2 separate regions of the Homo sapiens genome follow, and region 1 is linked to region 2. Evidence: chromatin contacts called from ENCODE Hi-C or POLR2A ChIA-PET data. All regions are on one chromosome and are shown on one strand. The core of a region is the stretch at or near the end of the contact, and the rest is flanking DNA. Distances in the headings are between cores, read along the strand shown. Region 1 overlaps TACC2 (transforming acidic coiled-coil containing protein 2). Region 2 overlaps TACC2 (transforming acidic coiled-coil containing protein 2).

Evidence for each region. A loop is a pair of places that touch in the nucleus more often than their neighbours do. ChIA-PET counts read pairs that join two places held with the same protein, here RNA polymerase II (POLR2A). Pooled maps may share reads with other maps.
Region 1: a loop to region 2 is called in a map of endothelial cell of umbilical vein, with 4 times the contacts of the local background. The contact joins two enhancer-like sites. A Hi-C loop is called at or near these places in 12 of 168 maps with a recorded cell type or tissue (HepG2, cardiac septum, endothelial cell of umbilical vein and 5 more) and 7 of 50 pooled maps. POLR2A ChIA-PET finds 5 or more read pairs at or near these places in 4 of 52 experiments (GM10248, Panc1, SK-N-SH and 1 more).

What each region holds. Positions count from the first base shown.
Region 1 is chr10:122,180,341-122,185,218 of GRCh38, forward strand. All of the region lies in intron 7 of TACC2 (transforming acidic coiled-coil containing protein 2), which reads left to right. Among named protein-coding and RNA genes, the nearest start is that of BTBD16, 89 kb to the right of the region's middle. RefSeq lists an enhancer at 1-533. Within about 2 kb of position 2,976, at least 6 of the 41 ENCODE cell types and tissues checked have a DNase peak (open chromatin) inside an H3K27ac peak, as active enhancers do; they include endothelial cell of umbilical vein and right lobe of liver, where a contact is called at or near this core.
Region 2 is chr10:122,138,732-122,143,772 of GRCh38, forward strand. It overlaps TACC2 (transforming acidic coiled-coil containing protein 2), which reads left to right. Exons shown (of 23, transcript NM_206862.4): 7 at 4,841-4,975. Among named protein-coding and RNA genes, the nearest start is that of BTBD16, 130 kb to the right of the region's middle. RefSeq lists enhancers at 2,423-2,717, 2,443-2,737. Within about 2 kb of position 2,545, at least 22 of the 41 ENCODE cell types and tissues checked have a DNase peak (open chromatin) inside an H3K27ac peak, as active enhancers do; they include endothelial cell of umbilical vein and right lobe of liver, where a contact is called at or near this core.

The sequences.
Region 1 (4,878 bases), core at 1,726-4,225, 42 kb after region 2:
TTTTTTTTTTTTTTGGGTTAATAGTCTGGCTTTGTCGCCCAGGCTGGAGTGCAGTGGCGCAATTTCAGCTCACTGCAAGCTCCGCTTCCCAGGTTCACGCCATTCTCCTGCCTCAGCCTCCCGAGTAGCTGGGACTACAGGCGCCCGCCACCACACCCGGCTAATTTTTTTGTGTTTTTGGTAGAAACGAGGTTTCACCATGTTAGCCAGGATGGTCTCGATCTCCTGACCTTGTGATCCACCTGCCTCGGCGTCCCGAAGTGCTGGGATTACAGGCATGAGCCACCGCACCCGGCCTCTTCCCTCGAGTTCTAATGACTGACTCTTTTTTCACTCTTCATGTCTCAGCTTTGAGAAGCCTCCCTTCCCAGGGAGTGCAAGAGGAATAACTTATTTTATTTTTTATTTTTTTTGAGACGGAGTCTCGCTCTGTTGCCGAGGCTGGATGGAGTGCAATGGCGCAGTCTCGGCTCACTGCAAACCTCTGCCTCCCAGGCTCAAGCGATTCTCCTGCCTCAGCCTCTCCTGCCTCAGCTGGGATTACAGGCACGCGCCCCCATGTCCACCTAATTTTTATATTTTTAGTAGAGACAGGGTTTCACCATGTTGCCCAGGCTGGTCTTGAACTCCTGACCTCAGGTGATCCACCCACCTCAGCCTCCCAAAGTGCTGGGATTACAGGCATGAGCCACCGCGCCCGGCCAAGAGGGAGAAATTTTAAGGCATCCTAGAGCCTAGAACAAACAATGCCAGCCAGCCCTTCTTCTGTTTGGCTGATTACAGTTTCTCTCTTGAGTGGCTGTGAATTAATTCAGTAAATATTCAAGTGAAATTTATTGCTTAGTTTTACAATTCCTCGCCCACAGCCACTTTAGCAGTATGTGTCTGTGTGTGCATGTTGGAGGGGGCATTGTTGGATGTGTGGGAAGAGCAAGAAAATCACATTCTTTTTGCATCGCTCTGTAAACTCATGAATCATTGGTACAGCTGTCCCCTGGCTACTGGGAGCATGGCCGTGCTTTATGTTTCTTTATTGTGTTAAGGTGAAAGATGCAATAATTTTGGTGGTAGAATTTTAACACTTTGAGGACTGGAGCCAGTAAATACCTTCTAAGTGCCTGGGATTGTGCAAGGTGCTTTACAAATATAAACTCAGCTCTGAAAGCAACCCATCTACTACCTACTGTTGCCCATTGCATAGACAAAGAAACTGAGGTCCAGGGATGTTAAGTAACCTGTCCAAAGTTACTCACCTCTCATGAATTTGGAACCAGATCAGTTGATGCTCATATTTGATGGCTGTGGTGCTGTTTTCTCCTACAAGATGTCAGAATCGTGTAATTCGTATATTAAGTGCTTTAATTTAGACTTTATCATTTCAGAATTTTTAATAAGTGGGTTAAAGAGTGAGTTGAGGATGCTGCATTATGTATGAGAGAACAGTGTGAAAACATCGGAAGCAGGAAAAGCACATTTTCAAGGCATTGAACAATACTTATTCCCTACAATTAGTGTGCTGTTTACCAGCTATTCTTTTTCTTTTTTTTATCATGTAAAGAGGTTAGAAGAAAGGAACAAAAGATTTAAGTCTTCCTTCCTCGTGATTGTACTGCTTTATTGCACTGCTTGCAGACTGCAGTAGAAAATAAGCTTTTAAGACTTTCTAGATTTTCAGGCTTTCTACTAAGCTGTTGTAGCTTCTCCATCCCACATCTGGGTTTGCTCACTTTATTTCTATGTGCCAAATCATGATTGAGACTCGTTGAGACACACAGTAGACCACAGGTTGCCATATTTAGCAGAGCAGGGAAAGAACTCTGGAGAGTTTGCCTTTTTGATTAGGGAGAAACGCTGTGGGAGGTATTTGTTGAGCAGCTACTCTGGGCAGGACCCTGAGAACTATCAATTTTTGGATGCGTGAAATAGACCAAACATGAAACCTGCTCTGGACGCAGGTTCTCTCTGAATCAGGCAAAGCTTCAGGCCTCTGAAGGCCTCATTCAGGAGCATGTTATCCATGGCAGGGAGGGTGTGATGCCTGATTAAAATTCCAGCTGCTTGGCTCCCACCAGGAGCTCACCACGATTTCTGAGTTGCTTGGGATTTAGCCAACTGGTTTGCAAACTGCATGTAAGGTGTGTCTGTGTTTGTTAAAAACAATGACTTCTCAGCAGGACTCAGTAATGGGTTTCCACGGAGAGAAACATTACCAAGAGATGAATGCAGGGGCGTGATTGTCCTGTGCACTAAGAGCCTTCAAATCCTTTCCCCATATTTGCAAGGTGTTGAAGTACCGCTTTTAAGGCAAAACTAAATGACGAGTTATAAAGTCAAAACACGTGAGCTTTAATTATTGCTGGAATAAGCGGGATTCTCATCAGCAGGGCAGCTTCCAGATGTGCTTTTCTTCATTTTGACTAGATAGGGAGAAGAGTGAGGGGGCATGGCGTGGAGAAAGAAAGGTAGATATACAAGAGGCGGAGACTCAGGCGCAGGTAGAGTCAGAGGCAGGTTCAAAGACACACAGAGACACATAGGTGAAGATACATTCGATGTAAACAGCTTAGGAGCCAGGTCGGGCCTGGTGGCTTCTAAGCTCATATCTGTAATCCTGGCTCTTTCGGAGGCCAAGGTGGGTGGATCGCTTGAGGCCAGGAGTTCGAGACCAGCCTGGCCAAGATGGCGAAACCCCATCTCTACCAAAAATACAAAAAGTTAGATGGGCGTGGTGGCACGTGCCTGTAATCCCAGCTAGTCGGGTGGCTGAGGGATGAGAATCACTTGAACCTGGGAGGCAGAGGTTGCAGTGAGCCAAGATTGCGCCACTGCACTCCAGCCTGGGTAACAGAGTGAGACTCTGTCTCAAAAAAAACAAAAAAACAAACAAAAAAAACAACAGGGGGTGGGGGCTTAGGAGCCAGGATTCTAAGGCCATACCTGCTCCTGCTCTGAATCCTGTGGCCTCCTGTTTGCAAGAGTCCACCCTGAGATTAGTCATCCTCTCAGTCTCCCGTTGGCTCTATGATGGTGTTGCCCTTTGCCCAGGATGTGAGTAATGAGAGTAACAGAATTCAGGGTTGACCTGACTTTCCTGCAGAGGTCTGGGAAGACCTCCATGTGACAGCCTTCCCATGTCACTCCCTGCGGGTTCCAAGAATCTCAGGCCTTTGCAGCTGGGATGGCATGGCATAGACATGTGAGACACCCCCTCCTTGTTTGTATGAGCGAAAGGGCCAAAAGAATAGGGTGGAGGTCCTGGCTGGCTGCCCCCGTGGGCTGCTATGGATCTAGATGCAGAAACTCTGCTGATTCGTTCCCCTGGAGGAGAGGTTGCTCTGGGAAACTGCAGCTGCCAAACCTACTGGAGACTGATTTGCAAATAAGGACTCCAGCCTGTTCACATACAGGAGCCTCCGTGAGTGGGGAGGGCAGTTGGGTCAGGCTGAGGCTCAGAAGACACGTATGCCTGTCTTGGCTCTGCCCTTGCCCCTGAGTGGTTCTGAGCTCTCAGGCAAGATGCTGAACCGCTTGGCTCCAAGTTCTCATCCTCAGAACCCAGGAGGACTTGAGCATCTTGAGAGTGGGAGCTTATCTGTCTGGTTCACCAGCCCAGGTGCCCGCAGGTGATGGGGAATAAATAGGTCCTTCTGAAACCGTGAATAGTCAGGGAATGATACCCATGTGCCTCTCCTGTTGTAAGGATCAGTCATGAGGAAGCTCTGAGGGACGGTAACATGTCAGCTGAGGTGAGCGGCCGTGGGGTTATTCCCATTCCTGACACTTCGCAGCCCCTGGCTGAGGCACCCCCATCCTGGTCCTTGGGTACCTGCCTGAGAAACCACACTTGGAATCGGAAGGACACTTGGTGAGTGTGGAACATCAGCCTCCGATGCAGAATGGATGTGTCTTGCTGGCTGGGGGAGCACTTGGAGGGGGTCCCCGAGGCACCCCTGATAATACAGCCTGGGGGTGGGGGGGTGCCCTGGTGGGTGTGTCTTCCCTGGCCAGTGCAGAGGGGGACAGCTACATTTTTGTCACTCCTCTGTTTCTTCCAAACTCCTTGTTGGCTCCTTCCCTTAATCCATGTTGCCCTGGACAAAATCCAGCTAACCGGATCCCAGCTGGGTTCCGTGTATTGTATCCAGGACCTGGATGAGATTTGGAAGAACTTGCTGAGCACATCTGGGGAGACCCCTGCGTCCCCAGCAGTGTGGCTGAGCTCTGCCTTGTTGGGGCCTGCATCCTCCCTTGTACGAAGGCAACCTTGTTGCTGGTACCCGTGTTTAAATATCTTTTTCTGACTTACATAAACAGCACCTATGTGTTGCTTTTATGTGTGTGTGTCTGTACATAGACATCTGTGTACGTGAATATACATATGTATTTAGGTATCTTTGTGTAAGTTTATATATAATTATCTGAAATAAGCTCATATTATATACACATTTCTTAATTTGCTGGGTTTTTTTTCCTACTTATCACCTAACTGGGAGTTATCCTGATTGTACATGCAATCCCACTCACCTTCGTTAACAGCCATTATGTTACTGAGGGGTGATAGCGATGGGGGGTCTGTCCCCTGCCAGGTGCTTGGGGAAGCTCTAGTGGTTGGCCAGAGCTGACTGCTCTTTGATTTCTTGCATCTTCTTTATGGTTTTTCCGTCTCCTCTGTCACTTATTCTTTTTTTTTTTTTTTTTTTTTTTTAGTAGAGCTGGGATCTCATCATGTGGCTCAGGCTGATCTGGAACTCCTGGGCTCAAGCAATCCTCCTGCCTCGGCCTCCCAAAGTGCCGGGATTACAGGAGTGAGCCACTGTGCCTGGCCTATCACATACTCTTTTCTTTCTTTTTTTTTTTTTTTGAGATGGAGTTTTGAGT
Region 2 (5,041 bases), core at 1,295-3,794:
TCTGTCTGGCTGCTGTTGGGGTTGAACCACATGAACTGCCACATTGGCAAGTGTCAGATATTGAGAATTTCATACGGTTCACACTCACACAAGATTCTGTTCTTGTTTTGGTTTTTCATGCTTCTTGAGCTGCTTTATCTGTATAGGCAGATTTTGACTTTCTGAATAAATAATCTTGGATATCCAAGATCAGTCTCCTTTTATCCCTTGTGTCTCCACCCCTGTAGCCTCTGTAAACCAGGACTCATCCCCAGAGAGCTCAGGACATAAGGAAATCTTGCCCCTGGGCCCGCAGAGCTGCTGGTGATGACCAGGCGTGGGGATTCATAACTTGGACGATCCAAGCCAGACCAAAGCCTCGCCTATGGTTTTGGGATGGTGTTTATCACTTTTCCCTTGGTGAATATTTTCCTTCCTGCTTAAGTTTTGCTTGTGCCAAATTTGAAAATAACATCCCTCCTCTGAGCACGGGCTCTCTCTGTGAAGGTAAAGTGGATAGACGTGTGCCAGGGAAGAGCTGACCAGCCAGTTCAGGGTTAACTGCGCAGGAGCCCAGCGCCCGCTGGAAATCTGCAGATCAGCTTGTTTGGGGCTGCTCACGCTCTCACGTGAACTGGCTGGTGCTCGAATGCTGGTGGATCTCACCAACGACCAGAAATATCTGGATGTGCCTGCCTCGGAGCTTCCAGCCAATTCACAAGCACCTCTCAGCACCTTCTGATTTTGGCTTTGGGGCTTTTCAGTGGCTGCCTCTGAGAGACGCCTGTTCTATCTCCCATTGCTGAGTCTCATTTTATCAAGTCCCAGGCCTCCGTGGGACTGGCTGTCCAGCATTTGTATCAACCAAGCCTGGCTCTCCAAACCCACAATTTCACAGCACTTTCCTTTCTGCACTTTGCATCTCACCTTCAGCATGACCTGAGTCTTCGGCCTTAACGCTTGCCCTATTATGTGATCATGTGCACTTGGGAATTTCGGAAGAAAAAAATCAAGAGGCCTGGGAGGAAGGGCTGTTAGTGCTAAATGCCTTCCAGATGGTGATGTGAAATGGGAGATAAGATGCTGTCACCCATCTGGCCAACAGGACTGATGTGTTTGGCCTGCACCTTGGGGGCTGTTATCACCCTCCCGTGACAGCCTGGGCCACTCTGGTGTTTGTCCTTGCACAAGGGCTTAATTTGGCAGCTCCAGCCAATCTCTGAAATGAAATTTGCTATCAGTTCAGTGAGGGATCTGCCTAGCGGGACTCAAAAGCCCTGACCAGGGAATCAAAGGACAACAGCTGCTGACGGTGTCTCACTGCGGCCGGATCTGCAGGGCTGTCGGGCTGAATGTGAGCCCTGGAGCTGTGTGTGTGGCTGGAGACTGCAGCCGAATGGGCAGTGGGACCAGTTGTTGTTTGTGAGGACCTTAGCAAGGTGCTAACTCAGGGACAGCAAACTCTTCAGATCCATCGTCTCTGATCCATTGGTAATGGTTCTCTAGGGATCTGTGTTGCGATGGATTCTGAGGTCTTGTCTAGCTGGGCTTAGCAGGAAAGAACGCCTTGATCAATAAGTCATGGCTGTCTGCTGAAAGCGTGGTGGTTTATATGCTGTCAGCTCTGTCCTAAACAAAAAGAAATAGCAGGTTGAACTTAAATCAACATATCCTTCCTCTTCCAAAAATATAAACACTCTACATGAATTTGAATTCAGCTTCTTCGTTATTCCAATAAGGTTTGGAAAACACTGATTAACTCCTTAAATGGAAAAAGGCATCCCAGATGTTTAGCCCCAGGCTAGCTTTCCGCCAGAGGAAGACAGCAAGATAACTCTAGCAGGTGGAATGAGACTACAGAATGTGCGGACCCCATATCAGTGCCCTGCTCTCTCTGGGCTGGGTTTGGCAGCTGTCTGGAAGGTTCTGCAAAGGCCTGGGATTGGTCCTGGGCATTTGTTCAGGGCCCGACTTCCTGAGAACAATGTCTTTAAGAGGAGTCACTGCTGGTCACGGGAGGCTTGAACGCAGATGGGAGCTGACTGGGGTTGTTGGTGAGGAGCTGGCTGCCGGCTGCCCCTACCTGCTTACTCGCTTTGCTTGAGCAACATTGCCCTCTGGCAGCTCAGGGGGAGTTCAAGGGACCTTGACTAGGCTCCTGGAGGACCAGCTTCCGAATGCCGTGGAAAGTCAGGGAGGGCTTTACTCAGTGGAAGGACCTGATCAGAACTTGAGTTGGGTCATTCTGGTGGCTGTGGGGCCTTGGATCTGAGGGGACAAAACGGAAAGCAGGCACAGCAGGATAGCCCAGGAGTCCTGCTCAGAGAGGGCAGATTCCAGAAGGAGAAGGAGGTGACTCAGCAGGAAGGGGTGATGAGGGGCATGGGAATGAGAGAACTGGAAGTCAGTGCCAGGGCCTGGCGGGCTGATGGTGCCACTACCTTGCTGGGAAAATTGGGGGAGGAGGAGGAGGGTCAGGAGGGAAGAGGAGAAGTTCTGTTGGGCCCAGGAGGTGTCTGTGGGGGCCCATGTGTTAGCGCTTGGGCTTGGATGGTGAGTCACTGAGTGTTTCCTCGTGGGAGCCTGACCTCCTCGGCCCCTGGGTATGAGCCAACAGGCGGTGGAAGGAGGGGGGCGCCTTTCTTAAATGAGCTGTTGAGTCACACTTGTTTGATGCCTTTGGCTAACGGGACCCAGCCAGCGCAGGAAGGGTGTGGCCATGGCAGTTGGGACCAACAGAAGGAAGGGAGGAGGGAGCAGCCAGGTGGCCCCTCAGGAACAGGAGCAGCTGTGGGTGTTAAGGGCAGGCGGGGGAGCTTGGTGAGTGAGCCTTGGTTGTGCTGCCCCAGGGTGTTCTCAGAGATGGGGCAGGTGTAGCCTTGGGCATCTGCATCAGATCCCAGGGCTGTCAGCTGTCACAGAGCTGGCTTTGTTGTGATTAGCAGCGGGCCACAGATCTAAGGTAGCATCTCCCCCCCACCCGCCACTGTTTTCTAAGACAGAGATCCTTCCTTGCAGTTTGATAAACAGTACCCTTAAATCACAGAACCACAAACAATACCACCTTTCCACAATTTGCATTAAACTAAGTAAAATCTTGGTGGGATGTGTGTGGTGGAGGGGGGAGCACAGCAGTGTAATTTCTTGAGAAAGCGAAGTTAGACTAGTAGTTTGCGTTTGTAAGTGGTCCATTTGCCGATTATGAGTACATGTCAGCCTCCAAAGTGCAAAATAGCTCTCTTAAGGAGCTTAAATGCCTCTGGTAGTTTGCATTATTCATTTTGAGTCATTCTTTTACAAAATGATTAATTTTAGCCACTGCCCAAATTGTTGCAAATAATAGTTTGACAAAGGAGGCCAGTCACTCCATCTGTGAATCCACTTTGCTGTTTTGCTGGGTTTCCTCCAAGCACTTGTAATTTTTGTTCCCCCGTGGATTGGTCTGCTCTGGGCTTTCCTAGGTCGTTATTTCTTGGGCTCTGTTTTCCTCTGTGGAGCCCCGAGGGAGCAGGCAGCATGGGTTCCAGCCCTGGCTCTGCTCCCACACTTGGTTGCAGCCAGTTGGACACTTGGCGGTATCCCCTCTGCCTGCTGTGGGCGGCCTGGCCCAGGGTTGCGATCCTGCGGTGGATGTGGCAGATGTGGCCCCTGTCCTCGTGGAGCTCTGAGGCCAGGACGGTGAGGGGCTGGGAAGTGCCTGCTGGACCTGCAGAATCTGCTAAGCTGTGACCAGACTTATGGGCAAGACTGAGTCCTCTGTCCAGTGTACAGTGTGGGTGCCTATGGCAGCTGCCCTTCAGACCAGGGTGCTAGCCTGTCAGGTGGACCTCGAAGAGATGGAGTGAGCAGACATAGCAGCCCAGAGGCCCACGCACCCTGGACTCCTGCAATCTGGGAGCTCCCTGGAGGTGTTTACCCGCAGAGGGAAGCAGTGATCCCTCACTGCAAGGGCTGTGACGCCACAAACCCCAGCTACCACCTCAGGCTGGGTTTCAGGCCGTCTGTGCTGAGTCTTGTATTCCAGCCTGGCTACCCCAAGACACCTTCAGCCTGGCCAGTCCCACTGTGGACCAGAGCAGGGATGGCTGGAGAGGCTGGGAGGGTACCACCCTGAAAGCTGTTCCCAGGCTTTAGTCTGTGGAGGCCGTTGCTAGCCTTGCTTTTTGCCAGTGGGGAAAATCAGAACCTCTTCTGCACTGCAAGCCTGTGCCTTTTGGCTTTTGTGGGGAGTGGTCTCCAGTGCTACCCCCGGAGGCCCCGCACGCTGTGGTTCCCTGGCTGTCCAGCAGGGGGCACTCGTTCCCTACTCGAGGGCCACACTCCGTCTCTGAAACTCATTCCTCCCCCAGGACACGGGTGGCCCAACTGGTCCCGGGGCAGGTTCCCGAATTTCCCATCATCCTTTTCCCCTGGATTTTTCTCAGCCTTGGGATTTGCGGGCAAAGCCTGGGGAATTTGTAAAGTTGTATTTTAGTTCTCACCTTGTAGAGTTTCATTGCCTATCACAAACGAATAGAAATCATCATAAAAAAAATCCTCTCCTCTAAACAAAAATCAAACGAGAAAACTCACATAGCGTGTCCTGGACACCTGAGCTGCCTCTGTTAAAGAAACCCGGTTCTACAGAAGCTTAAGGAGGGAGGAGCTTAAGGGCCTGGCCTGGGAGCCACTTCGTTGCAGCCACAGGCCCTGCTGTGCAGAAGTGGAGGCCTGGATGGGGAAGCCGGGGAGCCAAGTGCTGGGGTTTAAAGAGTCCATTCCATGTGTGGGCGGGTGGGTTGGGTGGGGTGAATGGGGCCTGATGAATGTGCCATTAATGAGCCCAGCACCATGTGGAATAATTCCCTCATTGTGTCCCCAGCATCTCCCCAGCTGCTGCCCATGCGGGTCTTCCTCCCTCGGCTGCAGAACACATAGTTTCGCCATCTGCCCCAGCTGGTGACAGAGTAGAAGCTTCCACTCCCTCCTGCCCAGATCCGGCCAAGGACCTCAGCAGGTATTGCGCAAGTCCCCCTCCACAGCACCTGCCCCCGGAGAGCAGGGGCCTGGTGGTCTCTGCCCC